2 separate regions of the Homo sapiens genome follow, and region 2 is linked to region 1. A link is a loop called in an ENCODE intact Hi-C map of the cell type or tissue named here. Cell type or tissue: mammary epithelial cell. All regions are shown on one strand. Each heading gives the region's core, and the rest is flanking DNA. Links, peaks and the distances in the headings are about the cores only. Region 1 holds the start of LOC112268235 (a long non-coding RNA gene). Region 2 has its middle 110 kb from the start of MAB21L3.

What was found. Hi-C counts contacts between places; a loop is a spot of excess contacts. Peaks named below come from ENCODE experiments on the same cell type or tissue, not always from the same donor. Only the 100,000 strongest peaks of a DNase experiment are listed, where the experiment ranks them.
Region 2: a loop joins it to region 1, with 5 times the contacts of the local background. A loop is called at or near these places in 4 of 110 quality-filtered maps.

Annotation. Positions count from the first base shown.
Region 1 is chr1:116,476,266-116,492,769 of GRCh38, forward strand. It overlaps LOC112268235 (a long non-coding RNA gene), which reads left to right and starts at 2,957. Exons shown (of 2, transcript XR_002958352.2): 1 at 2,957-16,504. It overlaps LINC01762 (long intergenic non-protein coding RNA 1762), which reads right to left and starts at 2,561. Exons shown (of 4, transcript NR_125972.1): 1 at 2,516-2,561; 2 at 1,787-1,907. RefSeq lists enhancers at 2,006-2,565, 7,083-7,583. In mammary epithelial cell, for the core only: a CTCF peak has its summit at 9,169 (motif pointing left); DNase peaks (open chromatin) are centred at 9,146 and 10,376; H3K27ac peaks cover 301 bases.
Region 2 is chr1:116,209,791-116,226,294 of GRCh38, forward strand. No RefSeq gene overlaps it. Among named protein-coding and RNA genes, the nearest start is that of MAB21L3, 110 kb to the left of the region's middle. In mammary epithelial cell, for the core only: CTCF peaks have their summits at 7,504 and 9,265 (motif pointing right); no DNase peak of the experiment used is centred there.

The DNA.
Region 1 (16,504 bases), core at 4,762-12,761:
GTCAGTCCCAGGCCCATGAGAAAAACTCCAGTTCTGCACCAAAACACAGTGGCCTTTGGAGTCCATCAGACTCCAAGCATTAGGAAGGGCCAAGCTCTTCTCCCATTGGTAGTTCTCACACACCTGTGGGTCCAGAGAGGGGCTACCCGCCATGATCCTGGGAGCTGTGGTCTAAGGGATCTCTGTATACCTGAGTATGCTCAGCTGCGGTTTGGTGTTTTTTATTAGTGAATGGCTTAGCTCCTCAGCTGGACCATAAACTTCTCAAGGGAACATGCTGTGCCCTTATCTTTGTGTGCCTGCATGACAGCACACAGCCAGCATGCAAACCATGACCTCATATGCACTTAACACTTGACTATATCTCTTTGGCGACTAGACTCTACTCCTTTGGACAGGGACTTCTTAATTCTGTATTTCTGAATGGCCTAGTGCTGGCTGTGACACAGGGTAGTTATATAATTGATGGTGTTGATTTGAATTGTCCAGTTTGAATAAAGAATTTTCTAAATGAGTCGACATTATGACACAATGGATATAGATGAGACCATTAATGCATTTGAAATTTACACTAGTGGACACATGATGGTAGATGCTATAGATACAGGAACCCATGCAAATTCCAACTTTGAGAAACTAGTAACCTATTTCGAAATTATACCTTCTCCTGTTCTTCATGGGCAAAGATGATCCAAGCATGGAGGACATGACATTTAAGCCTTCTTCCCAGTGTAAGGGATGTGCCTTCAGCTAAATTTTTCTCTCAGTCAACATTTATGGGCACCTACTGTGTGTTAGGCACTGTACTATGGGCTGAGTATTCAAAGAAAAACTAGGCACAGGTGAATCGTAAATGGAGAGCTACGGGTCTAGTGGGGCTGAAGGCACTTTCTCAAGGAACTCATGGCACTGAAATAGCTGCTGCTTGAGAAGTATGGCCTAAGCTCCATGGGAGTGAGAAGGGATGAATTCTTCCTGGGGCCAGGAAGGGAGGATGAAATCAGGAAAGGCCTCCCAGAGGAGCAGATGTTTGAAGGATGGACAAATCCAGATGGACAATAGAGTATGTATTCTAGGCTGGAGGGTATTAACCAAAGCATGGAACCCCCTCAGTTCTTTGGGAGGAGAACAGTCTCCTCTGCTCTCACTGTAGCTGGTGGCTTGATTGCTGACCAAGGTCAGGGTGACACCTTTGGCCAAAGAATGGGGCATTTGCTTCTAAGTCAGCCAAGGGCTCTTTCTGTCTGAAAATAGCTGCCTGAATTCATTTCCCCAATTAGTCCCAGAGGCCAAAGATAGGAGCAGGCTTTCTCCACCAGCAGGGCAGAAACTGCAGCTAGAAAGCCGGCCCTGCAGCATGAGGAACCCCTGGGGAGCTGGCAGGAGACCTTGAGGTCTGACCGGCTGTGTTTGGATGGACCCTCTCTAGCTCTTTCCCCGTCATGTGACTGAAAACCTTATCATAATGAAAGCTGTAAAAATGCCAAACTTTAACCTTATTAAAGTCACACTGTTCTGGTCTTGGCAACCATAATAGGATTTTACAACTCAACCTCTCTGACTAGAGTCCTTGAACAGCCCAGGGTCTGTCAGGGTCCGTGATGGGTGACTTAATGCCTTCAGGGACTGGTGCCCACCCACATTCCCACCCTCCCTGTGTCCATCCACCACCCGTGCTCACCGTGGCCTTCCATATGGCCTCCTGTTTTGTTACTCATAGAAATGGAGAAATTTCCACTACCATGGACCCCAGGAAAAACATATGAGCATACCCTACAGCACTTACCAGCTGACATGGTATTTTCCTCCGGATTAATGAAGCACAGTGGAATTTTAGCAGTTGCTGTAATGATTAATATGTCAAATCCATATTGCAGGAGAGGGAAACAGGAAAGCGATGTGAGAACCTAGGAGGGGGGAGGAAAAACAATGGGAAGGGAAGAGAGGTAGCAAAGCCAAAGAAGGACAGGGAAGGAAGAGAAGAACAAGGGAAGGACAGGGCAAAGTGGGGAGAGAGGAACACGGACTCCCACAGGGGTTGGATCAAACAGGCTCGAGCACATTTAGGGACTTCCTCCTGCCACATTGGTAGGAAGGTGGGTCAAGTCAGTTCCTGAGGAGAGGTCTCCCAGGAGCAGTTATTAGCATAAGGTTCTACATGTCGGGAGGTCATGGACCTTGAAGATTTGAGGAAAGGTATGGGGTTTATCCCTAGAAAAAAAATACACATAAAGGGGTTTACTAAGCCCCTAAACCTCCATGAGAAAACACAAAAATGAAAAAACCCTGGGTTCAGCTGACGGTGTTTCTGGAGCTGGGACTGTGTCATCCCTGTCAGCATCCCCTCTCCATGTGATGCCTTTCAGAAACAAGTTTGGAAAGATGACAATGGCGTCAGCCACAATACACATTCTGTTTGCTGAGCCTCTGTCTTGCCCTGTGAGCGCCCACCCTCTCCTCCCCACCTGCAGGCCCACCGCCATGCAGCTCCCAGGATGAGGTCATGCTTACTCACAGGGTCCCTTCCTCCAACTCTAGGCAGTCCAGTGCCCCTACATGAAGTGGTGTCCATGCTGTGCGTGAACATGCTCCGCAGTCTTGAGACCATTACACGGCTGGACAAAGGAATGCCTGGCCAAGCCACCAATGGGAAATACTTTGCAATGCAAATGAGTCCTCCAAAGCCAAGCATTCCCCTCTCCTGCTAATTACTTTTACCTGGTTGCATTAGAAATCCTGGCCAACATGGTGAAACCCCGTCTCTTCTAAAAGTACAAAAATTAGTCAGGCATAGTGGCACACGCCTGTAGTCCCAGCTACTCGGGAGGCTGAGGCAGGAGAATCACTTGAACCCAGGAGGCAGAGGTTGCAGTGAGCCAAGATCGCGCCATTGCACTGCAGCCTGGTGACAGAGTGAGACTCCATCTCAAAAAAAAAAAAAGAATGGCTTCATATTCTGTATAGTCAGGAGCTGGCTCAATGTTAATGTCATTGTCTCTCCTGAAATCACCTGTCAGTGCAAGAGACCTCTGAATTTCCTTTCTTATTTCTTGATCTAAGCATGTATATAGTGTCATGGGCCAGGTTAATTAAAGCTCACTGAATATCACATACTATCCTCTGAACAATCATACGTGTTGCTTCTTTAAAAGCAGGAAAGAAAAAATCAGGTTCTATATGGCCTACCAAGCTTAAATCGTCTCTGTGATGGGAACTGTACAAAAGTCAACAGGTCAACAACAAACACTAGTTTACATACTCAGTAGGTGAAAGAGTGAGCCAATTCATAGATTTCATTTCTGATTGTATTTTTTAACATTTTATTTTCAAAGAATTATAAATCCACAGAAGGTTGCTAAAAGGTGGAAACAACTCAAATGTCCATCGATGGATAAATGGATAAATGTGGTACAGTGGTCCCCCCTTATCCTGGGGGGATACATTCCAGGATCCCCCAGTGGATACCTGAAACTGTGGATAGTACCGAACCCAACTGCTGTCAGTGGGAACACATTTCTGTTCACATATTCCACCTACAATTTAACGCCTTTTCCAGCTTAACTAAACACTTACCAGTATTGTGGTCGTAACTTGCGGTTTGAGGTGTGACAGCAAAACTAGCACGAATTTCTTTTTTCCCTTCACAATTTCACAGATAGAAGATTCATTCCTAACTATAGATCTTAGCAGCCTCAGCATATCATTTTTTTTCTTTCCTGAAGCCGAGAATTTTCACCTTTTCACTTAAAGGAAGCACTTTATGGTTTCTCTTTGGTATATTTGAGTTGCCAGCATCACTACACTTGTGCTTTGGGGCCATTATTAAGTAAAATAAGGGTTACTTGAACACAAGCACTGCGATACTGGGGCAGACAACCTGGCAACAAAGATGGCTATTAAGTCACTACTGGGTGGAGAGTGTAGACAGAGTGGACACGATGGGCAAAGGGAGGGTTCATGCCCTTAGCAGGATTCAGCAAGATTTTATTATACCTCTCAGAACTACTCACAGTTCAAAAGGTATGAATTGTTTATTTCTGGAATTTTTCATTTAATATTTTTGTATTGCTGTTGACTGTGGGTAATTGAAACTAAGGAAAGTAAAATTGTGGATAAGCAGGGATGGGCTACTATACATACAGATAATGGAATAGTATTCAGCCTTAAAAAGGAAGGAAATTCTGATATGTTTCTATGACATGGATGAACCCTGAAGACACTATGCTAAGAGAAATAAGCCAGTTACACAAAGATAAAAACTCTGTGATTCCACTTAGATGAGGCACTTATACGAGTAGTCAAATTCAAAGAGACGAAAATTTGAATGGTGTCTGTCAGGGGCTGGGAGGTGAGGGGAATGAGGAGTTGTTTCATTGGTATGAACTTTCAGTATGGGAAGATATAAAAAGTCCTCTGGAGATGGATGGTGGTGTTTGTTGCATAATAATGTGAATATATTTAAAGCCAACAAACTGCGCCTGTAAAAATAGTTACAATGGTACATTTTATGTTATGTATATTTTACCACAATCAAAAATTGACAAGAAAGTCCCACAGACACTTCACTAGGCCAATCCAGTGTAACAGCTTGCATGACTATAATACATTATCAAAACCAGGGAACTGACATTGGTACAACCCAGACTCATTCAGACTTCACAAGTACTCGTGTGTGTGCGCGTGTGTGCGTGTGTATGTGTGTGTGTGTGTGTGTAGCTCTATGCAATTTTATCACCTGTGTGGCGCTGTTTCATCACAAGCCACTCTTTGTGCTGTCCTCTGTGGCCACACTTGCTCCTTCCTGACAACTAACCTGTGCCTCATCTCTATAATTGTTTCACTTAAAAAATGTTACAAAATGAAGTCATACAGTATGTAACCTTTTGAGATAGGCTTTGTTCACCACATAACTGCCTCGAGATCCACCCACGTTGTTGCATGTATCAATAGTTTATTCCTTTTTATTGTTGGATAGGACTCAATGATATGGATGGAAATGTTTGATTATATTTTTACATCTACCATTAATAAATTCAATTTTCTGTCCACATTAAGACCATCGGTGAATGGACTTGATTCCAATGTGACCACTACAGGAATGGCGTCCAAGGGGCTCACCAGAGCATCCTAGCCTCCACCCACCCATGCAGGGGCTTTTGTCTGGGCCATAGGCTGTTTCATTGAAGAAATGGGTCCTACCGGGCCAGCTGTTCTGCCTACTGACTTTCAGCTGTGGGGACCACAGTGCATAGGCAGTAAGATAGACAGGAACACCTTCAGTAAACAGAGAAGGTACAGTCTCAACCCCCGGCTTGCCCAACCTCAGGGCTGAGACTCCAGCAGTGGCATCATGGGAACAGGCAGCTGGGGTTCCTTTAAGAAGGAAGGTAAACTCCAGCAACAGTTGTTTAAAAATATGATGCTTTCCAATTCTCAGAGGGGAGCTTTTATATTTCCACCACTCACTGTGGCCCAAACCTCACTGTGCTGGAATTTAGCTGTCCCCTTGACTGTTGACCCCAACACAGCATCAACTCCCAGCCCCGAGCCTCACAAAATGCCTGGCCCCCGTGAGCACACAATAAATGTTGCCGCAGGAGTTGGTGTTATTGAAGGAGAGAGGCGAGTCAAAGGGGCCTACAGAGGATGACCAACTCTAACAAGCAAGAGCTGCTTTCATTTCATTTTTAAAACCTGCTACCTTAGCTCTGGCAGGAGCCAGAGTACGAGAGAGGAGCAATAAAACCATCCCTTTCTTCCTCTCACTTCCAGCCCTGACTGCCCTCCCCTCATCCCTTCACACCCCAGATCTTCCTCCCAGACTCTAGGGAGAACTTTGTGTTCTGGGGAGGGTGGGGCTTCTTACTGAAGGGCAGGTGTCAGTGTAGGTGAATAAGCAGGTTGGGTGGGGGTTGGGTGAAGGTGAGGTCACTCAAGGGGACTCTTCGGCCACGTAGGAATGAAGGAACAAGATTGAAGTCACACCCCCCAAAAACCAACAGAGGTTCTTTGAGCCTTTTCCTCCAACTCTCCTTCACCACATCCATGCCTTAGCTTCCCAACCTTGGCCTCTTTGCTATGGGCAACCTGAATAGTTTGCATTTCTAGACAAATAGGTGAAAGAAAAGAGCAGCCATAACCCAACATCCCTGTAACTGGCCCGGGGCCCCAGATCCTGGGACTTTCCCCAACAGCTGGATACTTCTTCCTCTGTGAAAGATAACAGGGATTGGCTGGAGCTAACCCAAAAAGCAAGCAGACATAGACACAGGCTCTTGGAAAAGACCAAATACTACTCAAACCCAGGGATTTGGTTTCCCCACCCCCAAGGACCCAGGAAGAGGTTGCTCACAGCTGGGTGAGGTGCAGCACTTTCCACAGGAATCATGGCCTGGCTCTTTCCAGGGTAGGGGAGGAGCAGGTGCCGCTCCTCTCTGGGCATGCGTGCCTCCTGGGTGTCCTTCATGGAGCTTACACAGTGTGCTTTACACAGAGGCTATGGCCTCTCTGGAAGAGTTAAGATCTTTCTATAGCTCTTGAGATGGAGTATTTAACACCAATAAAGGCTTTCACCACCTCCTCAAAGCTTTGAACTGTTTTGTTTTTTAGAGATGGGGTCTTGCTGTGTTGCTCAGACTGGTCTTGAACTCCTGGGTTCAAGCAATTTTCCTGCCTCAGCCTCCTGAGTAGCTGGGACTATAGTTGCCAGCCTGGGTTTCCATCTATATCTTAATAACCAGAGTTGCTGTGCACTGTATCTAGGATTTGGCTTACTTGGCAAACTCTATGTCATAAAATCAGTATTTCTTCAATAAACTCAATATTTATTTACTATGATCTGGCAGCTGAAGTAGCCCAAACTTCTGACCTATATTCTGTAAGGTGGAAGAGTGGGCCTTTTAGTAGAAATCTCCAAGACCTAAGAATCTCTATTGAGACCCTGGGGTTAATGCAGGCTCCACCAAATCCAAGTGCTGGCTGGGAGACAGGAGTCAGCAGGATTTCACTGAGATGGTCAATTTTTATCCAGAATAGGGCTATGCCTGCATTAATTTGTCACCAGTGGAATGAAAATACAAACCCGCTGAGTATGATAGTTTGATATGAGGAGTGGTCAGTTATATAGAAAATTTAAAACAGAAAGCCCATGAGAAGTTTGCCTTTGGAAATGCCCATTAACTCCTTCCTAACAGGGTGACAGAGAGCTGGTGCCACCACAGGGAGTGTGCTTGTCAGAGCAGACCTCCTCCCCAGGTGGACACCATGACCCTTCACATCCTCCAGATCAAAGCTTCACTTTCCCCTGCTCACAGTGGCTTCTTGGACGACCATGTCTAAACCAGACCCTGCCTGCTATTCTTGACCAGACAGAGAGAACAGCCTGAGTGAAGACTCTGAGGCAGGAGTGAGCATGGCATTAGCAGGGCCTGGCAGAAGGCCAGGATGATGGCCACACTGAGTGCTGGGAAACACAGCACAAGATAAGCCTGGAGAATTGACAAGGGCCGGTCTGTGCAGAACCTGAGGGCCATGGCAAGAAGTCTGCCTTTTCTCCCCATGTCCAGAGCAGGGAAGAAGGATTTGCAAGTTTCTCACACATGCCTTGGCTTAAGCAAAGCTTGCTGGCCTCCTTCAAGCCATAGCACAGGGTGGCGTTTGCCGTGCCTGACTCCCCAAGCTAGGCACTGGGAGTCCAAGTGAACCATCTGGAGGGGTCAACAGTGACGTGAGCAGATAAGCCACAGCACATTGAGCTAGAGGAGGAAAGAGGAATGTGCACATCCCTGCTTGGATGTGGGGGCAGGAGGGGGAGGGCTCCAGGAAACCTCGCACAGATTCTTTGGGCTGCCTAAATCCCGCTGCTCCATGTCTAGGTGGCTGAAGCGCCTCCTGGCCTGCCTCAACCCCTCCTCTGGCCTGTCCTGTTTACCAGCCCTGCCACCTGCCCACTCTAAGAGGCTCCACCCTTCCTTGGAACACGGAGTTCTCTGCCTCTGGACTCTGGGGAGGGTGAGATTGTTGAGGCAGGCGGGCGAGCATGAGAGGGAAGGAAGAGGGAGGGAGGTCAAAGATACAAGGTGAGCTGGAGAAGAAACGGACTGTTTTGAGGATTTCCCCTCACACATTCTGGCTCCTACCTCTGACCGAAAGCAAAGGGAGCAGCTTTTACCAATGGAATGAGGCCAGGGTGTGTTGGCTTACACCCATAATCCTAGCACTTTGGGGAGGCCAAGGTAAGAGGATCAGTTGAGCTCAGGAGTTCAAAACCAGCCTGGGCAAGATAGCGAGACCCCATCTCTACAAAATTTTTTTTTTAATTGGCAGGCATGGTGGCATGTGCCTGTGGTACTAGCTACTTGGAGGCTGAGGTTTGAGGATCTCTTGAGCCCAGGAGGTCAAGGCTACAGCAAGCCATGATCGTGACACTGCACTCTAGCCTGGGTGACAGAGTGAGACCCTGCCTCTAAATAAATTAAATCAATCAATCAATACCAATTAACTAACTAACCAACCTGTCTATCGGGGTCAGTCAGCTCTTATAGTCCCACCTGAATTCTGCTTTGCCTTCTCCTGCAACAGCAACGCCTTCGAAAGTGCTTACTGTGTGCTAGGCAGGCGTTGCACATGGACAGGGACTGGGAGTTCAGATGGCCAGCTGGCCTGCTGTCTGGGGACAGGGGGTTTCCCAGGACCTGAGACTTTCAGTACTAAAACCAGGACAGTCCTGGGCAAGCTGGAACAGCTGGTCACCTGGTGGGAACTGAGCACCCATGGAGTCAGCAGAGAAGGAAGGCGGCACCACAGCATAGCTGGTGGTGGGAGCAAGCAGGAGTCTTTTCCTCCTTAGCACTGGAAGCGCCACTCTTGGCATTTACCTCCCTTCCTGAATGGAGCCCCACCTGTTTTTATGAGGCCTCCCCAGGCCAAGCCCTCAGGATGGGCAGGGGTGGGTTGAGACTGTGCTGTCTCTGCTGTTTGCTAAGGTTGTTCTCATGGTATCACGCTGCCAGAGACTGTCCACTTGGCTCACATTGATGGAGGTCAGCTAAGGACAGGCTGATTAGCTGGCCCCTCAGGGCCTTTCTCTTGGTGACACAGCCTCTGGCTCAGAACAAAGGCCCCTCATTTTGCTGAGGCACAGACTCTTGAACGTGAGAGTGCTGCCACCTGCTGGTCACAGCGCTGCTTCCAGAAGGGGAGCTGGAGCCTCAGGAGGGAGACTGGGCCATGAGCCCAGGTCTGTAGCCTCTCTGTGGGCCACAGCACCACCTCCCAGCATGCCCTGGGCCAGATAGCTGAAGAAAAGAAGCTGGGGACCCCCCTAACAGGTATGCCTTGAAGGGGACTGCAAGGCTCTCTCATGCCAGAACTCTCTCAGGCTGGCCATGGATTCCCAGAATTCCCAGCCAGCGTGGGCACTCTTAGCTATAATAGAACCCTCGGCCCAGTGGTGTGCTGGAGCTGCTGGGCAGGAGGCAATCATCAAATATTCAGGAAATTTACCAGCTGCACTGGTCATGGTGGGAGTATTTACACCATGGAAATTGGCAAAGGCTACAGATTAAGAGTTTTCTCCACCCGTAACTCTTCCTCCAGTGGATTTATCAGTACACCTTTGCAAAACCTCTATCAAACTTAAAATGTTGTCACCTGAGAAGGGGCAAGTACCAGCCTGTTTGTAAAGGTTTCTCAGATAAAGCATCAAGTATGGAATTGGCATCATAGAGAAGAAATACATTCTGATAAGAGGGAGATTGTGAGGAAGGAAATTTTGTTAAGCTCCCTAAGAACAACTAAGGTAATAGTTAAGGGCTCTGCGATGAGAAACACATGGATTCAAGTAGCAGCTCTTCTACTTGCTAACTGAATGATGCTGGTCAAATTGCTTCATCTCTAGCTTCCAGTTTCCCTGTCTGCAAGTGGGGGTATTGGGAGTAGTTGCCTCATGTAGTTGTGAGGTGATGCGTTTGATGAATCTAAGTGCTTAGAACATTGCCAGGCAGAAAGCAAGTGCTCAATACATCTTAGATATTATCAGATATTGATTAGAACCTCCACTTCAGCAGGCTTAAACTGATCTTGACATCTTCCTGGTAAAACCAGTTTCACCTCTAGATGTCTTTTACAGGGTTGGGGAATGAAGACTGGTTCTTCCATCCTCCCCGGCAGCTAACCTTTAACATCAGCCTCGGTTTGGGCTATTCATTTGTACTTGTCCCCTACAGTTAGTATGTAAGAAAATGTATCCCCTATACTCTTAATATGATAAAGTACATCCTGAATGTAAAGTATCTAAGCAGTGAACACTTGCCAAACCAACCCAAAATATTTTGTGTAAATGAGTCACTGGCCAGTTAAGAGGTCAAGTATAGAAAGGGCAGGACTCAGATCCGATTCCAACTCCAAGACCTGAGTCATCCTCAGTTGTATTGCATCTGATTTAAAGGAAGATTATGTTAACAAGACACAAATTGAATAGAATTGGGGAAAATGGGAATCTGAGAGCAGTGCTCTTTCAGTGGAAAGAGACATGGGGCTTAGAGGACATGAGCTCCCCTCTCATGAGAGTGGAGGGCTTGGTTGTGCAGTAAAGAGAGTTGGTGAAGTTTCTATAGAGCCTGATGGACTAAAGCCCAAGAACTGACCTGATGGACTTGCCCCATCCAAGACTCTGGTCACCCCTCAATCTTTGAATGAATACTTTGGCTTCTTGGGTGCTAAAATCCTTGGAAGATGTGTCCTTAGATGAGATACATATATTTCCATTGTTAAAAAGTTATAAATGAGTTTGCATTATACTCTTTTGACTTTTGTTATATGGACAAAGATTAGGTTAGATTTGGTTGCATAAAACAGACAAAACAGTAGCATAAATAAAATGTACATTTATTTCTCTCCCATGTCAATGAAATCCAGATGTTGGCAGCCTGGGACAAGTATGGCAACTCTACAGTCATCATCAGTCACTATCTTATAGCTCCATTATCTTCAACATGAGTTTTTGTCTAGTGGTTTAAGATGGTCACTGGAGCTCCATCCAGGCTGCTTTCTTGCCAACAAAAAAATCATATTTTCCCAAAGTCTGACAAATCACTGCCCAGGTGTACTCATGCAAACCCATTCTGATGCAAGAAAACTGAAAAATGTCTTTATTCCAACTAGGGGTAGGAGGCATTTGCCTAGCTAAAAATTAAGGATTCTATTTTTAATAAAGTAAGGTAGCTAGATATTGGTGGACAGCCCACAATCTCTACCAAAGTAGATCAATTTCCCTAAGCCTGCTCATTTTTGACATCAGAGAACTGCTGCACAACAACCCCCAGGATAAACCACCCTGTGAGCCCAGGAAGAGAAGATGGCTGGATTCCCTCTCAACACTCTCCTGCCTCAGTGTGAATTTAATCCCCATACCCCATAAGCCCCAGAGCCTCCATTCTGTTGCTGCTACAGCACCTGTCCAAAGTTCCCTCCTTTCCAATTTTGGTCTCATCACTAAACTTCAGACCTCCGTGACCACTGGTCTGGACTTTTGCAATAATGCCCTCATTGTTCTTCTGCCTCTACTCACTCTCCAAGCCTTTCTGCTGATGGATTGCTCTTCCTGAGGCACAAGTCCCACCATGATATATCCCTGCTCAAGAATGTCCATGGTTTCCCATTTTCTGCCCTAAAGTCTAAATTCCTTAGAATCCTGAAGGCTTTCTATGACAAGGCCTTTCCCTGAATTCCTAAGCTCATCACTCTGAAGACACTTGGAGATCCAGCAAGTGCCACTCCTTAAATATGACTTGAACACTTCTGCCTCCATGCCTTCCTTCCTGCTCTTCTTTCTGCTTGGCATGCTCTTCCTTTGTCTCAGCCTGCCTAAATCCTACCCATCTCACAAAGCTCAGGACAAAGGCCTCCTCCCCCATGAAGCTTTGCCCAAGCTAGAATGACCGTCACCCTCCTAAGTGTTGCCACAGGGCATTATGCTTCCATTCGGCTCACATTACAAGTATTTCTGTGTTCCCTACTAGAGTGGGGCTGGGCTATGCTTGCTTGCTCACAGCATCTCACATTAGTGCCTGCCATATCAGCAACATGCAATGAGCGTTGGTAGAACTGAATTGCAGAGTACAGCTGGGGCTCCGTGGAACAGAACCAGTTGGAAATAGGATGTGAATGAGAACAGCTCACAGAATGACCTGCTGTGCCTGCCAGAATTTGGAAAGTTGGGGTGACCACTGACACCACTCTGGGAGCAAGTATTCGGGTTCCACTTAAATATACAAATGTAGGCCCAGGACTTCCACCAAAATGAAGCCCCTTCTGGGCTTGTGTTTGAGGAGCTGTATAGGGTGATAGAGTGACACTGGTAAGGATTGCTGTCCTCTCTACTTTATTTTTTTTTTTAAGGTTCAAGATCTGAGTTGCCATAAAAATAAAAACCTTGGTGGGGGTGGGGGTGTGGAGGGATTTGAAAGAAAACTGTAAATTATCAAGAAAAATGATTCATTTCTCAGATGAAGACCCTCAGTCCCAGAAAAGCAAGGGTGAGTATGCCCAAGGTCACCCAGCCAGGGTGAAGGGTGGGACTTAGCCTGTCCCAATCCCAGTCTACTATTTTCTGCTCCACCACCATAGCTGCCCAGGGTGAAGACACCATCAGTTCTTAAGGTCACTTCTAATTTGGGGAAATAAAAGGTCTTGAAGGTTACACAGAGATTTGTGCACTGCTGATCTTAATTTTATGCTTGCCGTCATAAAACCAGTTTATGCTTATACAACTAAAGGGGGAAGACATGCATCCAATTCTCTCAGTTTCAGTTCTTTGTCTTTGCATCAGTTATTTAGATTTTTCCCTTCTCTGCTCATTATCACTTTTCCTGAGGAGGTAACAAAATGTCTTTTTCAATTTTCTTCTGGGACTAATTCTCACTGGGATCACCCATTTTTTTCTCCAGTTTGCAACTGGCTAGATTTGATTGGAATAGATAAGGCCTCCGACCATAGGCTGTTGAAAGGCCCTTTGTTTGTGGATTACAAGCGGTCATTCAGTTTATCCCATTCATTATGCGACCCTACTTTTTTGAGTTGCAAGGTTAAGGCCTGGGGCAAAATGTTGATGGAAAGGAACATTAAGCACCAAGTAGTACCGTGTTTGTGTTCATTCCAATCCACATTCACCTCCCTTAACTGGTGAAGGTTATGACTACAGCCCACTCTCTAGTGACTCATTTCAGGAAAAGGACATGTGACAAGAACCTGTCTCACATGGGACTGCTTGCCAGGGGTGCCAGGACAGAGATGGCATTGTTCAGGAAAGATTCAGGAAGTCAAACATCCGGAGAAAAGCATGCATGGTTAACTCACCCCACAGGCTGGATGAGAACATATTTTTTTTCTCACTGATCAATCTGTTTATCTACTTCTACAAGGGCACTCAGAGGACTTCTGGAATAATTATTCCTTTTGGTCTTAAATGCAGCTTTCCTGATGGGCCAGGAAAGGGAGAAGGGATAAGTATTCCTGGAAGTGTTTTACCTGTTGTCACATTAATTCTATCCTCCCAATAGCTTTTTGAGATCAACATTATCCCCACTCTCAATGTATAAATGGGGCAATTTAGATAAGGCAAGTTAAGGAATTTGCCCAGGCCTATCTGCTACTAAGTGGCAGACACAGGATTCAAACTTGGATCGAGGTTGACATTGAAGTGTATTTCCAATGTCAGAAAATGTCCTCTTTCCATGCTAGTGCCCAGGTTTCCTCTCAGACAAGTAGCAGCTGCTAAATGCTACTGCAGAGCATTGTCTCTCCCAAACACATCTCTGTTCTGACCTCTTTCCATCTAGCTGTCCTCAAAACCCACACAAATTCCACCTTCTCCATGAAGACTTCCTGATCAGCCCGTCCCAAGAGACTATGTACAGTCTCACACGCGCTCTCTCTCTTCTACCTCTGTAATCCTCTCTGCTTGCACTCCTGGTTTAGCCCTTAATAGATATAACTTAGTGCATATAAACTTTCACTTGCATACGCAAACTCCCAGCTGTACTATAAACTCCTCAAGGACATGAACAATGCCTCTGTTGAGCCCTGAGAATTTGTAGCATAACGAATAATACCAACTAGCTGCTGCAAAATGCGTGTTGAATAATTAACTGGTTAATTTTTAGGAGAGGATATGGGAGTCCTCATGATTCTGTTAAGTAGACAAGCATGGAAAACTCAAAGGCAAGTAGTTGTCTCTTTGGCTAAGACTCCCCTTAGCACCACAGTCTGTAATTCACTCACCAAATCTTTCTGGGTGTTTTAGAGAAGATGGACATTGCTCTGCACTGAAACCATGCGTTAAGCCCTCTGCCGGTTTTAGGGCAGACTAAAGCACCCTGCCCAAAGCTCAGAAGGTTCAGGTGAGTTCAGAAAGCTCCAGGCTTTCTGGCAGCCTAGTATGTTCCCTTAGTCTTTTCCCAGTCTGGGCACTCACTCCCAGCTCCTCCCCAGGTGTCCACCTCTTAGCCTCACCCCAGGCCTTAGTGATGACAGCACTAGGCAGCAACTGGTATCTCCCCTGGAGGCAAATATGCCTGCACAAAGCCCAGACCTTATGCTCTTCTCTCCTGGGATTCTGCTTATTTTCTTTCTCCTTAACTTATTGCCCCTTCTTCTATGTGGTCTGTTAATCTCCAGATCTTTGAGAAGGATGACCATGATGTCAGAGCACGGGCCTTGGCATGGCCTGTCTGCATCTCTCTACTCTCCGCTCCCCGCAAGATTCCTGGGTCATGTGGGGCTTCCTCAGCACCCCCTCTCCATGCAGCTCCTCCTCTCTGAGTCTGCCTCCTGCCTTTCCTTCCAGCCCCATCCAGGGTGTGGAGAGAGCTCTTGACCACAGGTGGAGGTGCCCTTCCCCACACCTGATGAGCTCTGTCCACACTTGGAGACCAGCTTGTGCCCTATGGGTCTGAGCCTGGGCCTGCCTGTCCCCCAACCTGGCCATGAGGGCCCTGAAGCCACCATCACGTCTTACCTTTATTTCTGATGCCTAGATCTGTGACTGTCACATAGTAAGTGGTCAATCAATATCAACAGAAGGTGGAAATAAATGGTAAATGAGTAAACAGTCTTGGTTCTGCTCTATGAAAATACCGAACACATCAACTCACTCTGACATTAACCGTTTAGACACTTAAAGCAGGCCTCTGAACTAGACAGATCTGGAAGCATCACATAGATCACCAATCACCTCATCTACAAGATGAAGACCAAGACTGGTAAGTGGCTTGCACAAGGTTATACAGAGTGTGAGTGGCAGACCCAGACTGGATCAGACTCTCTGAGTCCCTGCTGAAGGCACCATCTCAGCCATGCTTTCAGAGTAAGAAAGCTTTGCTTCTAAAATACCTAGTAATTCAGACTTTTCTCCCAATTATTTCTAATTAGTAACCTACCTAGCACTGATGAGTTCTTGAATATATGCATGCATGCATGCATGTATAAGTGAATGAATGAATGAAGGCGAGGTCATGCTGGATTCACAGCAGCAGCAGTGCAGCTTTTCCAATAAAGGCACTAGGGATGTGTGCAGGATTGAGGTGATGCGTTTAAGGCATCTTTCTGCCTCACAACCCTGACACTGTGCATACCCGGGCTCTGCCATCGCCCCTACTCTGCAGACTGACAGAGGCTGTTCTGAGCTGTCCTTGCCAGCACCATTCTTGTTGAAACTATTAGGTTGCTATTGTTTTTAGCAAACAAACAGCTGATGCCTCATAGAAAATTTAGCATTTGCTCATTCCTGTTCCATTTATCTTTTAGTTTGTGCATTTTCTCTTCTTTATTAGCAGGGCACTTACTGGAAAACTAGATCTCTGTCACTTACTGGTTTCATATGTTTCTTCTGTTCATAACCTACCTGGAGTCAGAATTATGTCTCTGTCACAGAGCAATTGGTTGCTATGGAAATGATCATAGCACCCCAGACAGGAGGCCTGCGTTGGAGAGAAGAGGGAGTGCTGTGCCCATTGGGGTGGGGGTGGGTATGGGGGAGGTGCTGCAGGAATCCTGAGTGTGACTTTTTAAGCTAGTACTGACTTGTCTAGGCCAACCTGGTCATCTTGACCCTCTTCCTACTCAAAGTTGTGTGTGTGTGTGTGTGTGACACTTCACTTATCCACACTCCCACGCACCCCACCCAAATATAAAACAAATGCTTCCCCTAACTTCTCTCTTCTACCTCCAAGTCCAACTTAAAGTTCACCTCCTCAATCTTCTGTGGTTAACCACCCCTGACTAACCCCTTCGCCAATCAAACCCCCCCCCCCATTCCTAGTGAGTTTGTACTTAATTCAATTGCATTGGAATCACTTGCATTCCTTCTCCTGGGCTTTTTTTTTTTTTTTTTTTTTTTTTTCTTACCGGGCTTATGTGCTTTATCTTCCCAACAGTATCCAGGCCCCACAGAAGTCCATCTGGGCCAGTTGGTTTTATCTTCCCACAGAGCCCAAGCCAAGCTTGG
Region 2 (16,504 bases), core at 4,075-12,074, 270 kb before region 1:
CTCAGAGTTGGTGTCCAAACATTTTATTGCATAAATGAGAAAATGTTCAGTCCTTAGGTACATAGACTTTTTTTTGCCTCAAAGATACATAGCTCAGCAACTGCATTTCTAGCACTGTCACTGTTTCTATTTCTGAATCTAATTGCCATTGCACAAAACTGTTCAGGGTAGAAGCTGCAGTAAGTGGAATGGCCCAACAACTCTTTTCCAACACAAATGCTTCGTGCTTTTGTGAGATTGTTGCAGTCTTAAAACTGTGTAGATCTTTGGAGTTTTAAGCAGAAAAAAAAAATCACTGTTCAGCATGCTGCCTGGGAAATTACCCCCTGCTGAAAAGCCCTTTTCTCCAGGATCCCTTCCTCCTCCTCCTGCAAATTCAGATGAACAACATTGGAAAATCACAAATCTAAGAAATCCACAAGGACAATCCCATGGGCACATGAATTGCTGCATGGGCCAGAACCACAAGGCCCAAGAGTACAGTGTTCTCTTTCTATAGGCCCCACAAGATGCTGGGCTGTCTTCCTAATAGCAAGTTCAGAGGGCCAAGGGCACCCCACACAGAGGTCGGCACCAGGAATTTACCTGAAACTTCTTTTGACATGCTTTCTGTGCTCACACTCAACTCCTCTTGGATAGTGAGTTTTGTGAGTTTAATACTTGTTGGCAACAAAAAAAGCATTTCTTTTCATTTTACCTAAAAGTCCTTTTGCTCAAATGTCACTGACCCATTCCTAAACCTACAACACTGGGGTTGGGTCAACTAGGACTTGCTTTTCCATCTCTGTGTGCTATTGGGGATTTTATGGGCATCTTAAGCAGCCCATCTCAGCCTTCAGCTTTCCAGACTGAAGTAAATATATTGCATCTGAAAGAAGGTCCTGAACATAATAAATATTGAATAATGATAATGGAGTTGAATCATGATAAGAGCTGCTTTTAAAAGGGAATTTAAATTCCTGCCACAAGTCCAAGATGTGAGAATTAACTAATAAATCATTGCAAGTACAGTGTTGAGGTGAAACAAATGAGTGTGCTCAGGTCCCCCTCAGTAGAGGCACATGTGTTCGTGTGTCCCCGTATTTTCTCCCATCTGTTTCTGTTTCCAAGTGAGAAATATGCCCTCCGTGTGCACGGCAGCCTGCCTTTGCGGGATGGCTGGATGCTTTTCTGAACCTTTCTATGGACAGTACACGTGTATAGGGATGATTTCTCTCCTATTAGGAGGAGGACGGGGAGGAGGAAGATAGGAGAGGGAAAGAGGGAACCTAATGTGTTCCCAGCTCCTATTTCATGCCAGGCATTGCTCTAGGTGTTTTAAGTGGATCACATCCTTTAGCCTCCACAGCAACCCTGCGAAGGAGATGGGGACCCCTTGTATACACATGAGGAAACTGAGGCTCAGCAAACCTGGGTGACTTGCCCAGGATGCTTGGATCAGAATTTTGGACTTCCAAGCCAGGTCTGTTGGAGCCCAAAGTCATGCTTTGTTAATGACACCATCCTAGGTCCCTTACCCCATGTGACCTCCCACCACCAGAGAGGCATGACTTCCTGCCCCTGTCCAGAGTGATAGGATTGTTCCCCTTACTGCCTTTGCCATTCCGCTCAGACACTTAAGCCAGGAACCCACCCAGACTCATAAAGTGCTACATGAGTTGGCCCAGCACCAACTTTCCTTTTTCTTCCTTTATCTACTTGCGGAAGCACATGGGCAAGACGGCAGCAGTGACTTACCCCTAGAAGAATAAAATCTTGAGTGGGTGCAGCCTGAGTGGTGTGGCTGGACACTCTAACAATGGAAGGATGTCCCTGAGCTTTTGAAGGGCGTTGACATTCACTGCTATAAAGCAAAGGTGGAGAGAGGATAGCAGCCACAGTGGCGGGGTGGGGTGCAGGCTGAGGGAAAGCAGGGGTGGAAGCTACAGCGTTTTCCAGGGTGAAAAGGAGGAATGAAGGGGACTGGAGACAGTTCTGTGGCTATCATTTGAGCTGTTTGTAATCTGAGGTAAATCCCATGTTTTTATTCACACCTGTTTTTATTTAGCCTTCAAACCTGGCCTTTGCGTATGATGAATTTTCTCCACATCCTAGGCCAGACATGCAAAGGCCCCCAAGATCCTAAATGGTGAAAACTATGAAATGTATGAGGAAGCCCGCCCAAGAGCAGACTTTATAAGTCATCTTCCTTCTGTCCCAGGTGTGTTCTTGCTTCTGTTAAGTAAGAGATGAGATTTGTCACTCTCTGCTTCCTCTTCTTCCTTCCTAAGTTTCTCCCCATTCCAGGGCCTGGCCATTGGCCATGAGGGCAGACAGGGACAAGTGGGTAATGCCTAGGTGCTGCAGACTCATCAAGACAGACTGCTATTCTGACAGCTCTGCAGCTTGTGTTCCTGTACCACATTTTAGGAGCTACAATCCCACCTCTCCGGGTGGTGTGGCAGAAACACAGCCAGGTTCTAAGATGGGGCAAGGACTATTCATAATAGCAAAGACATGGAACCAACCAAAATGCCCATCAATGACAGACTAGATAAAGAAAATGTGGTACATATACACCATGGAATACTATGCAGCCACAAAAAAGAATGAGATCATGTCCTTTGCAGGGACATGGATGAAGCTGGAAGCCAGCATCCTCAGCAAAGTAACACAGGAACAGAAAACCAAACACCACATGTTCTCACTCATAAGTGGGAGCTTAACAATGAGAACACATGGACACAGGGAGTGGAACAACACACAGTGAGGCCTGTTGAGTGAGGGACATCAGGACAAATAGCTAATGCATGTGGGGCTTAAAACCTAGGTGATGGGCTCATAGGTGCAGCAAACCACCATGGCACATGTATACCTATGTAACAAACCCTCATGTTCTGCACATGTATCCCAGAACTAAAAATTTAAAAAAAAAAAAAAGATGGGGCAAGGGAGCCTGGGGGTGGGCAGGCCAGAGGCTGAGGCCTGGGACTTTGACTGGGAGGGCAGCAAACACCTCAAAAAGCACCACCTTCCCTGAGTGTCTTGCTGTTTGACCACTATTATCAACTGAATTGGGTTACCCCCAATCCATATGTTGAAGTCTTAACTCCTCCAGTGTACTTGGAAATGGGGCTTAGGAGGAGGTAATTAAGGTTAAATGAGGTTATGAGGATGGAGCCCTGATCCAATAGGATTAGTGTCCTCATAAGAAGAGAAACCTAGAGCTTGCTTCCTCTCTTTCTGCCATGAGAGGACACAGAGAGAAGGTGGCCCTCTGCAAGCCAGGAAGAGAGCCCTCACCAGGAACCAAATTGGCCTGCACCTTGATCTTGGACTTTGCAGGCTGTAGAACTGTGAGAAATACATTTCTGTTGTCTAAGCCACACAGTCCATGGTATTTCATATTGGCAGCCTGAACAGATTCATACAAATGGATGAATTTGTATAGGAGTCAATTGCAAACTGATCAAACTCTTCGGTTTCCTTATGCTTCTCAATGAATTTTCACCTAGGCTAAGCAACCATCATGCCACAATTTCATCTTATAAAAATGGTTATAAATGTGACATTCATGAAGAATCTGTGCAGGGAAGGGATTCCTCTTTCTTGCCACTCCCTGGCCATGCCTGTGGGGAAGCCTGGAAGCCCAGCTCAGTTCAGTTCTATAGCAATTTTACAGAATCCAGTTCCAAGCCTCACTGCTTTGAGGGGAAAGGAAGTGCTTTGGGAAACCGACATTCCAACCATGGCAGCAACATTCCTGGGAACTGGCACTGGCCCCACCCTACCCCAGCCAGTCATTCAGGCCAGTATTAGTGTCAAGATTAGGGTCCTGACAGTGCCCTCCAGACAGCCCGACACTCATGCCACATTTTGTGTCTTTTTCCACAAAAATCTTACAAGGAATTCAGTTTTGACATTAAGTCTTAAGGAAAATGCAGTTTTAGTCAGGCTTCAAGGAACAATAATCAATAGCTTACCAACCAAAAAGAGTCCAGGACCAGATGGATTCACAGCCGAATTCTACCAGAGGTACAAGGAGGAACTGGTACCATTCCGTCCGAAACTATTCGAATCAATAGAAAAAGAGGGAATCCTCCCTAACTCATTTTATGAGGCCAGCATCATCCTGATACCAAAGCCGGGCAGAGACACAACTAAAAAAGAGAATTTTAGACCAATATCCTTGATGAACATTGAAGCAAAAATCCTCAATAAAATACTGGCACACTGAATCCAGCAGCACATCAAAAAGCTTATCCACCATGATCAAGTGGGCTTCATCCCTGGGATGCAAGGCTGGTTCAATATACGCAAATCAATAAATGTAATCCAGCATATAAACAGAACCAAAGACAAAAACCACATGATTATCTCAATAGATGCAGAAAAGGCCTTTGACAAAATTCAACAACACTTCATGATAAAAACTCTCAATAAATTAGGTATTGATGGGGCGTATCTCAAAATAATAAGAGCTATCTATGACAAACCCACAGGCAATATCATACTGAATGGGCAAAAACTGGAAGCATTCCCTTTGAAAACTGGCACAAGACAGGGATGCCCTCTCTCACCACTCCTATTCAACATAGTATTGGAAGTTCTGGCCAGGGCAATTAGGCAGGAGAAGGAAATAAAGGGTATTCAATTAGGAAAAGAGGAAGTCAAATTATCCCTGTTTGCAGACGACATGATTGTATATCTAGAAAACCCCATTGTCTCAGCCCAAAATCTCCTTAAGCTGATAAGCAACTTCAGCAAAGTCTCAGGATACAAAATCAAAGTACAAAAATCACAAGCATTCTTATACACCAATAACAGACAAACAGAGAGCCAAATCATGAGTGAACTCCCATTCACAATTGCTTCAAAGAGAATAAAATACTTAGGAATCCAACTTACAAGGGACGTGAAGGACCTCTTCAAGGAGAACTACAAACCACTGCTCAAGGAAATAAAAGAGGATACAAACAAATGGAAGAACATTCCATGCTCATGGGTAGGAAGAATCAATATTGTGAAAATGGCCATACTGCCCAAGGTAATTTATAGATTCAATGCCATCCCCATCAAGCTACCAATGACTTTCTTCACAGAATTGGAAAAAACTACTTTAAAGTTCATATGGAACCAAAAAAGAGCCTACATCGCCAAGTCAATCCTAAGCCAAAAGAACAAAGCTGGAGTCATCACGCTACCTGACTTCAAACTATACTACAAGGCTACAGTAACCAAAACAGCATGGTACTGGTACCAAAACAGAGATACAGATCAATGGAACAGAATAAAGCCCTCAGAAATAACGCCGCATATCTACAACTATCTGATCTTTGACAAACCTGAGAAAAACAAGACATGGGGAAAGGATTCCCTATTTAATAAATGGTGCTGGGAAAACTGGCTAGCCATAGGTACAAAGCTGAAACTGGATCCCTTCCTTACACCTTATACAAAAATTAATTCAAGATGGATTAAAGACTTAAACGTTAGACCTAAAACCATAAAAACCCTAGAAGAAAACCTAGGCATTACCATTCAGGACATAGGCATGGGCAAGGACTTCATGTCTAAAACACCAAAAGCAATGGCAACAAAAGCCAAAATTGACAAATGGGATCTAATTAAACTAAAGAGCTTCTGCACAGCAAAGGAAACTACCATCAGAGTGAAGAGGCAACCTACAAAATGGGAGAAAATTTTCGCAACCTACTCATCTGACAAAGGGCTAATATCCAGAATCTGCAATGAACTCAAACAAATTTACAAGAAAAAAACAAACAACCCCATCAAAAAGTGGGCAAAGGATATGAACAGACACTTCTCAAAAGAAGACATTTATGCAGCCAACAGACACGTGAAAAAATGCTCATCATCACTGGCCATCAGAGAAATGCAAATCAAAACCACAATGAGATACCACCAGTTAGAATGGCAATCGTTAAAAAGTCAGGAAACAACAGGTGCTGGAGAGGATGTGGAGAAATAGGAACACTTTTACACTGTTGGTAGGACTGTAAAATAGTTCAACCATTGTGGAAGTCAGTGTGGCGATTCCTCAGGGATCTAGAACTAGAAATACCATTTGACCCAGCCATCCCGTTACTGGGTATATACCCAAAGGACTATAAATCATGCTGCTATAAAGACACATGCACACGTATGTTTATTGCGGCACTATTCACAATAGCAAAGACTTGGAACCAATCCAAATGTTCAACAGTGATAGACTGGATTAAGAAAATGTGGCACATATACACCATGGAATACTATGCAGCCATAAAAAATGATGAGTTCATGTCCTTTGTAGGGACATGGATGAAATTGGAAATCATCATTCTCAGTAAACTATCGCAAGAACAAAAAACCAAACACCACATGTCCTCACTCATAGATGGGAATTGAACAATGAGAACACATGGACACAGGAGGGGGAACATTACACTCTGGGGACTGTTGTGGGGTAGGGGGAGGGGGGAGGGATAGCATTAGGAGATATACCTAATGCTAAATGACGAGTTAATGGGTGCAGCACACCAGCATGGCACATGTATACATATGTAACTAACCGGCACATTGTGCCCATGTACCCTAAAACTTAAAGTATAATAATAATTAAAATATATATATATATTGTTTCAGGGTTGGGCACAGTGGCTCATGCCTGTAATCCCAGCACACTGGGAGGCCAAGGCGGGAGGATCGTTTAAGCCCAGGAGTTGGAGACCAGCTTGGGCAACATAGCCAAGGCCTTGTCTTCTGAAAGAAAAAAAAAAAAAAGAATATTATTTCAGACCAGAATGAAGAATTAGCAAAATTCAAAAAAATTTTAAAAAGAATATTGTTGTTTCAAATACTTTCCCAGCTTGTGATTTAGTTTTATTAATGACATTATTTTGAAGTATAGTAATTAAAAAATTGAGTGGAAACAAAAAAAAAAAAAAAGAAAAATCTGGCTTTACAAACTGAGTGTGATTCTTTAACTAGACCTTTCTTGTTTCCTACCAAAAATATGAGGTCTTAAAAAATTATGTTTACTTGAATTCTTCATATTTTTATTCTGTGAAATAAAGGTGCATATGGATATGAAACAAATATTGGAATTGACTTCATGAGAATAAGCGTGCCTTAGGCTTCAGGAATGGCTAGATAGGGCCCTTCACAGCTACCCAGAGAGAATGGGGTGGGGGGAGGGGGTGGGAATGGGGTATGTGCAAGGAAGCTTAATGTATGCTATTTTGTGGTTCTAGCAAGGTAACCCCTTGACATCATTTAAACCTATTATGTTTCTAATTTTCAGCAGCAAACATGAGCATTTCTGACCCAGTCTTTTATGTACAAGGAGGCTCCATTCCATCTGTCCAGGCCTTGCCTCTGCCTCTGCTCTAGGCCACCGATTTATTAAAATGTGATCCTGATGCTGCACTCACATAGTTCCCATAGCCCAGAATGCACCAGAGGACCCACAAAGATGTATTTTATTCACCTTCTCATCACATAAATGCAGTTGTAGAGCTGCTTCTCTCTGCCTCCATGAGAGTGCGGTGTGAACCAGCATTCAAACTCCTCATTTTTTTTCTTGGATCCCAGACACAAATAAGAATAAAGCATGCTTACATGCCCAGGACGTTTCTAAGCTCCAGTGCCACAAAATTTCCTAGTACTGAGAATGCAAGTCTGTCATTATGGTATTTGCAGAACTAAAGACTGTGTTTAAGGCTTCAAAATGATGCTTATTTTACCCCTTTCCTGGACTGTCATGCCCAAAGCACTACATGCATAGTCTTTCTCAAGGAAATTTGCCAGGGAAGGCAGAACGGATCTCATCACATAGGAATTGTTTTGGGTTGGTTTCAAGCTGCAGAGTCTGGGGTAGAAGGAAGTTCTCCTGAGGACTGCCCTAGGGAAGGAGAATCTACACAGGGTTGTATACTACACAGCCAACGGGCTGCCAGTCTCAGAAACTGTGATGGGAAGGATACCTCCTTGGAGCTGAACACTGTGGCAGCCCTATGTCACCTATGGGAAGTGGGCGACTATGGAAGACATTGAATCCTGAAGTAGAGAGTGTGATAGGGGAAACTGGTGCCTCGGTGGATGAATGAGGATTCTGAGCTCTTCGGGGTAGAATAATGAGGGAAACAAGCAGATACCCAAACCCACCACATAGAACTCTAAAAGGAATCATGTTGGGAATGGAAGGCACAGAGGCATTTTCACTCTGGCAAAGTTCCGATTTTCTAAAAACACTTTCAAATCCATTTCCATTACTCAATGGTCCTGTCACTTTTAATTTCTTCTTTTTTTCCAAACCCATAATGCAATTAGAGAGATGGCATCCCACATCATTAATATCTCTATGATGCATTACCACATTTTTTAAAAAGGCTTTGTATTTTCTCTTGATTATAAGAGCAAAACCTGTTATTTGCCTGTGGCAAAGAAAGGAAGTCATATGCACAAAGGCATGTTCCAGGAAGATTAATCTGGAAGTGATATAGAAATGGATTGGGGTGGCCGGGTGCAGTGGCTCACACCTGTAATCCCAGCACTTTGGGAGGCTGAGGCAGGCAGATTGCCTGAGGTCGGGAGTTCAAGATCAGCCTGGCCAATATGGCAAAACGCTGTCTCTACTAAAAATACAAAAAATTAGCTGGGCATGGTGGCGGCACCTGTAATCCCAACTACTTGGGAGACTGAAGCAGGAGAATTGCTTGAACCCTGGAGGCAGAGGTTGCGCCACTGCACTCCAGCCTGGGCGTGACACAGCGAGACTCCATCTCAAAAAAAAAAAAAAAAACAAAACAAAACAACAACAAAAAAGATTGGGGGAAAAATAGCAACACTTGGGGAAAGGAGACTGCTCCTTTCCCTTCATTCATTCAGCAGACATTTACTGGGCACTTGCTATGTGTCAGTCTGGGTGGTAAGTGCCAGGTATCTAGAGATGATACCTGGTATTACATCAAGAAGCAGATGCCAAAACAGGATGTGATGTGCAATAAGTACATTGGAGGGAATGCTTATGAAAGATAAAGGAGGGAAGCAGGAGCAGGTGGGAGAGTCTTCAGACTGTGATGCAAGACTGGCAGCTGTGGAAGGAGGGAGGGAAGGAAGAGCATGGGCCCAGTGCACTGTGGAGAACATCTCAGCTGGGTCAACAGAGAGCCTCCAGAACAAAGGCTGTCTGCTAGAGGAGCCCCATATGGGACAAAAATGGGCCAGACTTCGTACTCCTTAGGGTGCATTGGCTGAGGGTAGACTGGGAGAAATGTGAATACCATGGTGTATCCAAAAGGTGGCAGCTGCAGGCTGTCAGCCAACTACATTTCCTGCAGCAGCTTCTTTTGAAGGACATCTGAGTGGAGCGCTTCCATGGCCAACACAGCCTTCCAGGAGCTCTCGATGTAGATATATAACATGACGTCACAGCTGCATTCCAAGCCTGAGGACTAGCCCTTTGAGGTTAGATATTCATTCCCTGTTCAATCAGCTCCAGCCTAGGTTGGCGAGCAGTGTCCGTGCCTGGCTGTGATAAGGGGGTAGGTGCTACTCATATGCCCAGGACAGAAGGGAGATGGGTAATATAACACAATTATGTATAAGATACAGTGGAGGAGAATTAACCAACCGCTTAGAAAAGAGTAGTCAGGGAAGAGTTCAAGGTTAAAGGGATGTGACAGTTGAGTTTTAAAACATGATTGGAACGTGTCATATACACAGGAGGATATACAGTATAATTCATTTCATTGGAATCCTGGATTCATATCCCAGCTCTGTCACTTATCAGCTGTGTGACCTTGGGTACGCCTCTTAACCTCTTTTAAGTCCCAGTTTCTTCATCTGTAAAATGGAGATCATGATAGCACCTATTTTATAGAATAGTTATGAAGATGCACGCAAATTCATTAGCAAGTGCCTGACCTATGGTATGTGATCAAAAAATAGTATCACTATTCTTGTCATTACTATTTTTAGCATCCCCAACCATGAAAATATCTGTACAAAGGTGTGCTAGGACGGAGGGCAGCCAGTCCAGGGAGCTGCTGGTGGTTCTCTATGGCTGGATCTCACAGATTAAGGGAAGGCGTCATAGAATACAAGGCTGGGGAAACAGTCCCAGTCTGAGGAAAACCTTGTGTGCTACATAAGATAGTTCAGACTTCCCTCTAGGCTCTGAGAGGCTGTTAAAGGATGTTACTTAGGGAAGGAGATGATCAGATATGCATTTTTAAAAATCTGCCTCCTAAAGATTCTTGAATCCACAAAGATACTAAAAAGGACACAGGAAGAGTAAACAATTGTCAGGATCTGAAAGAGTGAAAAGAAAGTCACTTTGGACTGAAAAAGTAAAAAGGAATCCAGTTAATCAGGCTGGAGAGACAGATATAGATAAAAATCAGCCCCAAAGTTAACAGGGGACCTTGTATTACCTGAGGTCATGCAGTGGCTGTAAAATGAGTGACTACTACTTTTCTTTCCACAACACCCCCAGGCTCCCTTTGTTAAATCCTTCTATTACTGAGATTACTCAATTGCTAAACTGCCCTGGCCTCGAGATAGCACTGAATTATCCCCACTTTCCCTCTCCCAGCTTTGGAAAGGAAACAGTATAGAGCTGATCCCCGCTCAGCAGCCTCTGCAGGTCCTCTGGAGTATCCTCCTTTGCTGTATGTGTGTCAGGCTACAGGTTTATCCCTGGTGGTCTTTGGGTGATATGGGTAGTTTTTTTTTCTTTTAAAAAAAAAATTTTAATTAATTATTTTTTGGTAGATGGGTCTTGCTGTTTTGCACAGGCTGAACTTCAACTCCTGGGCTCAAGTGATCCTCTCGCCTCAGCCTCCTGAATAGCTGGGTATGATACGGTTTTGATAATATGCACACTGCAAAAGCAAAGTATTGCTGATAACAATGTGCTAATCAGCAGTGTCACTGGAAACCACTGAGCTAATGCTTGGAATAAAGTGCAAGAGGAACAACTCTAATCAGAAATCTGGATAAGAGGTGTGGTACGGTGGCTCACACTTCTAATTCCAGCATTTTGGAAGGCCAAGGCAGGCAGATCACTTGAGGTCAGGAGTTTGAGATCTGCCTGGCCAACATGGCGAAACCCCGTCTCTACTAAAATTACAAAAATTAGCTGGGTGTGGTGGTGCACACCTGTAATCCCAGCTACTTGGGAGTCTGAGGCAGGAGAATCGTTTGGACCCAGGAGGCAGAGGTTGCAGAGAGCCTAGATGGTGCCACTGAACTCCAGCCTGGGCAACAGAGTGAGGGAAAAAAAAAGAAAAGAAAAGAAAGAAATCCGGACAGGAACAGGCCTAGCCACACTTTCTGAGAATGTGTCAGCCCATACCTGGAGAATTACTTTCTCTTCTGGGACTACATCTTAGAAGAAACACAGGCAAATAGAACCACATTCCAGGGAGAATGCTTAGGGTGCTAAAATCAGTAAAAAATAAATCACATAAGGAATGCTTGTAGAAAATGGGGGTATTTCGTTCTTGAAGGGAAAATGCAAGAAAACCACCCTCTGTTAACAAGACGTAATATTCAAAGGGCATTAAACTTGCCCATTAAGGCCTGGATGGATGGAATAGAACCAATGAGTAAAGCTATAGGCAGATTCAAGCTCGACAGAAGGAGAATTTCACTAACAGTCAGAGGGAACCGCACATCAACTGGACTGCCTGAGGAGCCTCCTTGTTACAGGAGCTACGGAGAAAGACTGGATGATGCCTTGGCCAGGTGTGGTACAAGGAACCGAAGCCTTATGGGGACTTTGGGCTAGGTGATTTTTAGGGCCCTCCCCTCTCAAAGTCTCTGTCCTGAAAGTAGAGGCCCTCACTGGGCAGAAGAAGTCCCCTAACGCCAGCAATGCCTATAGCTCCCATCTCAAGCAGGTGGGAGGTGGGGCTATGAAACCAGTCCACAGCCCTCCAGTAAGGAACAGTCCTTCCTCAGAAGGAACTGTGACACCGTGTGACTCTGGTCACCTGGCTATGGCTGCCTGGACCAAAAAGGCTGGTGGGTTTGGAAGCAAAAACTGAAGAGAAAAGGAGAAAAAAACCAAAACAAAATCCAGAGTAGTTGGGCAAGCAGGACCATGAAGATAGCAGGAGTCCTGATAGGGCAGAAGCTGTAGGGCAGCATAAAGCTACAGGCATTCCCAGAAGCAATGCCAGGGAGGAGGGTTGAAGGGGAGGACGATTTAAAGGGAAGAGGGGAGGAGGGCTGGAAGGGAGGAAGTGAGGAGGGAAGGAGGAGGGGAGGGGAGGAGGGGAAAAAAGAGAGGAGGGGAGGTGGAGCTGGGAAGAGGAGAGAGTCTCCACAATGTTGCGAAATGGAAGAGCCTCTGGGGCCAAGATAATGGAGAGAAAAAATAGACTACTGCTGTCCCAGGTCCCTATGGTTCGGGCTCTTGTACCCTCTTCTGGCACCTGTGAAGCCAAGGTTCCCTGGGTTCCCCTGAGAGTTCAGTTGTTTTTATAGCCAAGCACACCCATGGAATAAGCCCCTTACCTGAAGCTACATGAGTGAGACCTTGTTTTTTGAAATTCAAAGCATTTAAGAGAAGGCCAGAGGAGGAAAGCGGTGACCATTTGGGCCTTGAAAGGAGAGGATGCAGCAGTGCATCTGGTAACCACCAGCACCAAAACTGGTGAATGCAAAGCTCTTCATCAGTGAGAGACTCAACTCCCCTCAGGCCCGTCACCCTCTCCCTGCATCCTACCCTCTGGAAGCCCACAGCTTCTCTCCCATCAGAATAACAAAGAACCCTGGAAGCAGAAAACAGTGCCCTGGTGAGTGAGGACTCCCCAGGTAGACAGAATACTAGATGTTTCAGCCAGAAGGAGTTTGACCACAGAGGAGAATGTTTGGTCACAGAGGCTTCCCTCTGTGAAAGTGAGAGGTATCTGAGGTGAAAGAACAACCTCCAAATCCTCCAATCCATCATGTTCCATTCTCCAAATGCAGACAGCAAGAGCCAGCTGCCCAGGAAGCCTGAGGCTGCAGAAGGACACTGGGGCATCTCTTACCAGGGCCCTTCTCCTTGGCCCAACTTTCTGTCTGTGAGATGACAGCAGTGTCCCTTGGAGTGGCGTGAGTTTTCATGAGAGTATTATTGATGAAGTCTTTTTTGATCCTTACTCTTTAAGGAAGATCCCTCCCTCCCTTGTTACTGCAGTGCAATACTGGACTCACCCTCAGTGCGTGAGTCCTAGTACTGGTGGCCACATCTGCTCCGACTGCACATTGCCCAGGCTGTTATAATGATTATTTTTGAATATCATTATATTTTTAACAGGTCATTTTCCTTGAGGGTCAGGGATCTCTTCTTTTTTCCATATCCTCAATATTCAGCTCAGTGTCTAGCATAGCATGGGGCTCAATGAATGTCTGATAAATGAATGACCTTCAGAGAAAATAACCAAAGTTAAATTCTACAAATTGTTCAGCTGAGCTCTACATTCATCCCAAATGTCTGATTTCTAGACCCCATGCCCAACCATGGTGCATCCAGTTTAAAACATAGTACATATTTGTACATTTAGGTTTTAATATACTGAGTTTCTCTGCTGTTGTCAACTTCTTCATCAAGCTCCAGGCCCCTGGGGACACAGACCACATCACCAAGCTCTCTTATTAAGGCTTCAACGGATATAGTTGGAAGAAGAGTTCCCATCCTCTGAGTTTTGCTAGGATACACATAATTAAAAATGCAGAAAGTAAGACCACCACTAAATCATGACCTACTAAACAGATAATTTTTTTTTTTTTTTTTGAGACACTGGTCTTGAAATCCTGGGCTCAGGAGATCTGTCTGGCTCAGCTGGGATTATAGGCATGAGCCACCATGACCAGCCAAGAGATGGAAAATGTAGACACTAAGGCATGAGCTGTAAGGAAGATGATTCTAAAAGCCTGTGTTTTGTGTTTGTGACACGAGCTAAGTCTTGTTCCACCACTTACTGTTAGTGTCACCGTGGACCAGTTTCTTAAACTCTCTAAGCCTCAGTTTCTTCATTTGTAAAATAGCACACTTAACATATACCAGAATAAGCTCTGAATAAGTTAGCTACTATTTATTTATAAGCAATAGAATCAAAGAGGTTTTAAATGTCACTAAGTTTTGGACTGAGTTTTTCAGAGCCCAGTCAAAGGTGCTTTGTGGGGAGTAGGAGTAAAGGTAGGAGATCAAGCAGACACACCCCTGCTTACCCAGAATCACTCTGCATTCATCTGGTTGATGGAACTTTTATGTAGGTTTTAGGGAAAAGGAAAAGGAAGAGTTAGTCCAAGCTGCAAAACTGGTGCCAGAATCTCCTCTTAAACGTCCTGGTCAAATGGTTGTCCAGTCTTTTCTTGAACACTCAAATTCTCTCAGTGAGGCCCCAAATTAATTTGCTTAGCAATTTTCCTATTCTTTAGAATATGAGAAGCTCAAACAAATAGCTAACCAAGTTTTATTGCCTTGAGGAAATCCTGCCAGACCTACTTTAATGAAAAGAGCATTGTTCAAAATTAATTGAAGTCCAATACTCCTACAGTAGTGCTACAATAGTTACCAAAAACAGTTGTCCTCCATCGGTTATAAATGTCTCCCAGCAATCTTGGCCATGCTGTTAATTTGCTTAGCAAATCCGTTCAGTTATGTTGAGCATAAAGAGAGTTTCAGCCTAGACCCTTGTGCAAATGTCCACAAATTCTGAATCAATTGAGTTAGTGTTGCTATAATGATGTTTTCTACTCTATAGCACTGGTTTTTCAAACCATTTTCATATCTAATGTCTTACTTTAGTCAGTTCCTCAAAGTTGAAATGAGATGAGATCAAATCAAATCAAATTCTATAGGTCAGCACACTCTGGAAACTGCAAGGCTCTGTAAGTGATTGTTGCTAATAGGTTATTAGACCCCAGGTTCCTGGCTCTGACTCACAGCCTGGCCTGTCTTCCGAGGCCATGTGGCCTCTTCACTCCAAAGGGCTGGAGGATGCCTCGAATGTCTTCCAAGACCAAGGAGGGCCCTGAGGCTTGGTGACTGGCAGATGCTGGTGCAGATGGGTGCAGAAGTGAGCAGATGCACCGTGTGTAGTGCTGTCAGGAATGGGTAGCTGAAGAACCCCTCATGCACACCTGAACGCTTGCCCTTTGGTTTGTGGTTGTCACTGCTCTTTGCTTAGCTTGCTGTTGCCACTCCATTTCCATTTCAGAATCATATCTATCTTTTAAGCCAGGCCAAGCAGTTCACATGCCACCTGCTTCAGGAGCCTGCTCTGGTCATCTCAAGGTCAAGTCATCCCTCCCTCTCTGAACATTTTAAGCTCTTTGCCCCACTCCCCTGACCCTGCCTCCACATTGCCTTGTGCTGCGGCTATGGAACAAGGCATTTCTTGCCCATTTGTTTACAAGCAACTTGAGAGCACACACTGTGTTATATGGAGCTGATTGTGGCAGACACGGCTATTGTCCCAAGTACCCAGGCCCCCTTCTTCCTTCCAGTGAGTTTTGGCCAAGCATATGGCTGCCCAGCTAGAGCTGCATTTCTCAGATTCCTCTGCAGCTAGGCATGGCCCTGTGAGGTGTTTGTCAATTGGATGAGAGCAGAAGTGAGGTGAACCTCCACTTCAAATTTTTAACAATGAAGTAGCTTGTCCCCTTTGCCCTTTCCCCTTCCCATGGTCTGGAAAGCAGATGAAGCAGATAAGAACCAGACCCTGGGGATGGCAGAGTCACAAGATAGGAGGCACCTGGGTCCCCAGCAAAGCTCCCTGCTACCTCAAACACTTACGTGAGAAATAAACTACAATTTTCCTTAAACTATTCTTTTTTAGGATCTTTTTATTAAAACTGCTTTGCCTAAGCACTCATCAGCGCAGAAGTGCTCAACTCAATTTTTTGTGTGCAAACAAATAGATGCATGGCCAGGTGTGGTGGCTCACGCCTGTAATCCTAGCACTTTGAGAGACTGAGGTGGGTGGATCACCTGAAGTCAGGGGTTCAAGACCAGCCTGACCAACATGGCAAAACACTGTATCTACTAAAAATACAAAAATTAGCTGGGCAGGGTGATGCATGCCTGTAATCCCAGCTACTTGGGAGGATGAGGCAGGAGAATCGCTTGAACCCGGAAGGTGGAGATTGTAGTGAGCTGAGATTGCACCATTGCACTCCAGCCTGGGTGACAGAGTGAGACTCCATTTCAAAAAATAAAAAATTAAAAAAAAAAACAAATAGATGAATGGATAAAGAAGAGAAAAAAATAAAATGAATGCATGAATGAATACATGAAGTATTGTCAGTTGCAGTTCTGCTTGAAATAACACCTGTCTCATTTTCCTAATGGCGGCTGATTTTCCTGATAGAGAAGGAACCAGGGAAGATTTGGGGGAAGTGAAGAAAGACCTATTTTTAGAGGATGAGTCCCTCAGGGAGTCCAGTGACTGCTTTGCTACTGCTACACTTTTTGTGTGATGTTAGGATACTCCCCAGGGACCTGTCATCAGAAAACCCAGAAGGG